Regions from separate parts of the Homo sapiens genome. Here region 2 is linked to region 1. Evidence: read pairs that join two places in POLR2A ChIA-PET (ENCODE). Cell type or tissue: PC-3. All regions are shown on one strand.

Evidence for each region. ChIA-PET counts read pairs that join two places held together with the same protein. Peaks named below come from ENCODE experiments on the same cell type or tissue, not always from the same donor. Only the 100,000 strongest peaks of a DNase experiment are listed, where the experiment ranks them.
Region 2: POLR2A ChIA-PET joins it to region 1 with 5 read pairs; 2 of 35 experiments call an interaction of 5 or more read pairs at or near these places.

What each region holds. Positions count from the first base shown.
Region 1 is chr6:21,529,834-21,532,333 of GRCh38, reverse strand. No RefSeq gene overlaps it. Among named protein-coding and RNA genes, the nearest start is that of LINC00581, 19 kb to the right of the region's middle. In PC-3, no CTCF peak of the experiment used is centred here; no DNase peak of the experiment used is centred here.
Region 2 is chr6:21,394,969-21,397,468 of GRCh38, reverse strand. No RefSeq gene overlaps it. Among named protein-coding and RNA genes, the nearest start is that of LINC00581, 120 kb to the left of the region's middle. In PC-3, no CTCF peak of the experiment used is centred here; a DNase peak (open chromatin) is centred at 958.

The DNA of each region.
Region 1 (2,500 bases):
TATTCTATTAAACATGTTTTCATGGAGGGATCATATAGCATGCAATTATTTTGCAGTTACCTTTCAGCCCCTTGCTATGTAATTATTCATTTAGTTATGTGTGCTTTACAAATTCGCAGCCCCAAAGAGCTAAAAAAAAAAAAAATTACACAGAAAATGGTGATTATCCTTAGAGTTACATGGTTTCTCAAAGCATTTAATTTGCCATTTAATTTGTTAGGTCTGAATTCATATCACGACCTCATGGTAATCATGTGCTTACAGAGGGACTTCCATGGATGTTGGGGCCTCAAAATATTGTGGGAAAGCACTTAGGAACAGGTGCAAATCCAAAATGGTGAGTGCTATGTGTTCATACACACTCCTGGCTTATACAGGGATAGCAGTAAATATTGTTGGATGCATGCATGTGTATTCACATGCACACATAAACATACACCTGCAGGTGCCTTAGGTCTCCTAAAGACTGGTCCACTTCCCAAGGGTGAGGAAACCTTTTACCCAGTCAATCAAAGGCCGCTCCACTTACAAAGCCACCCACATGTGTTAGATTTATTTGATGGTCAAGGGAAGAGAAACATAAACATCTCAACTTCCTTTTAAAATCAAGAACAACAAACTAAAAATATTGCCATTAAATACAAGAAGTAAAAGCACCCAGTTTGGGAGGGACAGCAGGAAGCACACAGAGGACTACCTCAGATCTTTAAACACCAGAGGACTCCGCCTTTAATCTGCCTTGAATGTATAGGTATTATAAAAGGATACGGACGGCTTCTAGAGCAGGGCAGAATAATCTGCTACTTGAGTCCAAATTGTGGTGTCTTGAAGCCAGCTCCTACTGGCTTATGAGAGCTAATTGTTAAATACCCAGCAATTTTGCAAACAGGTTGTTAAGCTGTTGCAATCTTGAAATCAGCCATGATGGGAGTGTTTACACCACAGATACTGGCAAACACTACAAGTCAGGTCTCCCTCCAACCCCCACCCCAGAGAGCCAATTTACCAGCACACCAACAAATTCAAATATTATTAAGGAACACTTTAATGAAAAAGCCCAATTTTCTGATAATTCTTATGGGACAGAGTCTCTCTACTCACCAACTCTTAGACTTTAAACCTTCCCCTGAGTGATTCCAAGTCTAATTTCTATTTTTTCCTTCTTTCTGTAAGATCTTCCAATCCCCTTGGAGCCTATCACAACTAAACACTAATTTGAAAGATGCCCATATTTGAATATTAATGGTTAAGAGGGCAAGATTTGAATTTGAATCTAGATTAGACACGTCTGGGTTTGAATCCAGCAGCCTGCATTCACCAGATGTGTAATTTAAACAGCATGCACTCCACATGCTTTTTTTTTTTTTTTTTTTTTTTTTTTTCTGAAAAGGGCATCATAATACTACCTACTGGAGTTCTTGTGGGAATAATAGTAATATTTCCTTTACAGGGTTGTTGTAGGGATTAGATGAGTTATTACATGTAATGCACTTGGAACTCTGGCTACAGAAAGCTATATGAATGGTAACTATGTGATGTGATAGATATGTTAATTAGCTTGATTGTGGCAATCATTTTACAATGTATATGTATATAAAAACATCATGGACTGGGTGCGGTGGCTCATGCCTGTAATCCTAGCACTTTGGGAGGCTGAGGCCGGTGGATCACCTGAGATAAGGAGTTCAAGACCAGCCTAGCCAACATGGTGAAACCCCATCTCTACTAAAAATACAAAACTTAGCTGGGAGTGGTGGCGGGCACCCGTAATCCCAGCTACTTGGGAAGCTGAGGCAGGAGAATCGCTTGAACCCAGGAAGCGGAAGTTGCGGTGATCCAAGATCGCACCATTGCACTCCAGCCTGAACGACAAGAGTGAAACTCCATCTCAAAAAGCCAAAACAAAACAAAACATCATGTCATATACCTTAAATATACAAAAGTTTTATTTGTCAATTATATCTTATTAACTTTGGGAAAAAGGAGAAAGTCCTATCCATGTACTTATAATTGAATGTATTAATATGATTGGCAAGATTAAGATACCATGTGTACCTAGGACATTGTAGACACTCAGCAAATGGTAATTGTTTCTATTCCTCTTCTTGCAGTTCTCTGTTATACAGAATTCATATTTGGGCTCAAACACATTTTCTGCAGGAGCTGGAAGGCTGATGTCTCCTGGGCCATAGCCCAGCCATTTGTCACACCTGATGCCATTTTTGGAAGTAGACCTTTCGCTCTGAAAATGAACAAGCCCAAAGTGGCTGGGCCAGGAGACCCACACTGCAGAAGGAGACAGGGCAAGGAGAGCAGCATGCTCTTCCCTTTCTTTGAACTTACAGAACTTATTGCCTGGAACTCTGGGTCTGTAATAACTGTTTCTGACTTTACTCTGTATTCTCTTTTACAGGGGATTGTATTTGAACCTTGGGTACCACGGTGATAACGTTATTCTCTTTTTGTGCTTTTGTGGCTGGGCCGGGATGGGTGGAAGTTA
Region 2 (2,500 bases), 130 kb after region 1:
AGACGAATGTTAGCCAAGGATCGGAGGCATTGCATCCCTTTGTTTCTGCCCAATTCCCAAGCTTGCTCCTCCAGCTACCCTAGTGGTTCTCTGAGCCAACTAATACAGTTTCAATAATTTCCTTTTATGCTTACAGTCCTTTCTATTGCAACTAACAAACTCAAAAGATCCAGGAACTCTTTGGTGGTTCATAAATGCTTCTGGCTTTAGCTATTTGTGCCACCAGTGTGCATGATTTACATGAGTCCAGTTGATAAAATATCTCATTCACTGGTGAGTCAAGGGTTAGTACATTCTACATTATTAGAGGAATTTTTCTAGGCCGATTATTTGCCATACAAGCTTCATTAGGGCAGGTTTTCTTGCTTTAAATCACATTCTTCTACACACAGTGCCTGGTATATAATAAGTATTCAATAAATACTTGCCGAGTGCTGAGTGGACTAATAAATAACTTTTTTTAAATCCAAGAGACTATTAACTAATTTTTACTATGTCAAACTGGTACTGTTAAGATAACCCTACACAAACAAGAGGACAAATTAGATGGGTTTTAGAGAGCCTCTTCCTACATGTGATCTGATGATGAACCTACTCAGAGCAAAGCTTGCTGATATTCTAGCAACTGGTTCAATTCAACAAATCTTTATTGATCTTTATTGATCCTTTCCTGGAGGTGCTCACAGTCAAGTTGGGGTTCTTTCATTTGCTTTCTGTGACTCCTAGCCAAACTCTTAATCACTGTGATTCTGAGTTTCCTCATTGATAAAATGGTGATGATAATTTTTCCTTAAAGGGTTGTTACCAAAATCAGAATGTTAACAATGCCCATTTCTTTTTGACTTTATTATTCCTGTTTCTACTTGCAGAATCTTCTCCTGAATTTAGTTCAAAATACTCTGCATTATGCACTGAGTGAGTCACAGTCACTGTGGTTACAAATGTGGAAAAGGCATGTATGTACTCTCAAGGAATTTACAATGTCACCAAGGAGATAGATGGGCCAAGGGATCAGTAATTGTGGTTATGGCAGTGATGGAACCAAACACAGGTACTGCTAAGAAAGTGCAAAAGAAAGGCCATTAATGTCAGGAGAGGAGGCCATTGTGGAGGACTCCTGGAGGAGATATCCAGTCACAGAGAAGGAAAGCCAAGGAAAAGAGAAAGAAATGGACCTCCAAGAAAAATGAACTTCATGAGCAAAGGCAAACCGGGATAACAGCATTTCAGTGTTTCTAGAAGGTGAAGTTCAAGATGGGATTGGAAGGAAACCAAGTCCGCAAAGGGAGATGGGTCAGATCATGGACGACCATATATGTTAGATAAGAAACATGGGACTGAGGGTAATAGGGAACGCTAGGGGATTGTACACAGGTAGGCACTTTCGAGACCTCAGTTTGGCTACAGGATGGGAGATAAATATGGGACAAAGGCCAATTAGGAGGTTATCATCCTGATCTAGGGGACTATTGTGATAGCCCAAACTGGGAAAATGGTGGAAGAAATGGGATGAAGAAAAGCAATATTCTAAATATTCTAAGCAATATTTAGAAGACATTAAGCATGTTGTAAAAAGGTGTATTCATCTCCTCGGGGTTCACCTGTGTTCTTTTTCCTAAATATTGTCATGGTCTGAAGAGGTTGAATGGATGTATGATAAACAGTCACACATATTCCCCACCCGTCTTCAAATGGGATGGAATTACAGCCTATCAGATACTATGTCCAGCACCAGGTTGTGATAGCATGGGTCCAAACCATCTTTCATCTCCATTCAAAGGTCACAGAAGTAATGGAAAGGCCTCTAATATTTTTTCATGTCAGGTAACATTTTTGGCATGGTGTGAGTTATTCATCTTTCTGGAATTCCTTGTAAAATATTTTACATCCTTCAGACAATCCTATTCAGAAGTTCAAATGAATCTTTAGCTAGGATTTCTTTTCTTCTTTTCACTGGACAGCCTGTATACATTAAAATCAAATAGGAAGAAAGAAGCAAGAAGGATATTCAGGTAAACACATGATAACACTGGCCAAAAATGTGGGGAATGGCTGCCCTATTCTGTCAAATAGAAATGAGGCCAGACAGCTATTTCACTGGGATTTACAGTTCCCACCCCCAAGCAAATCTAATCTCATCCTTGTGTTCACAGGCTAGGCCAGCAGGGCAATAGCCTAAATTCAGAGCCCAGAGATGCAGATATGCTGGCTCCGTTCCCAGGAGGCCAGTCAGGATGAGAATCAATATTTCAATAGCTCGGGATTAGGAAACACATTTATCAAATCTTGTCCATTAGGGAAACAAATATTAAAACCACAAGACATTCTGTGTCATGCACAGACTGATAGAGAAGAAATGTTTGGCTCAGCTGCAGAAATATACCCATTATTCTTGAATTCTTTGGACTGGTATAAATCGTGTAAAAAAATCATCAGAGTAAGACTGAGGCTGCTTAGGGGATTGCCATAAATAACATCTTAAAGTCCCCCATGAGCCGCT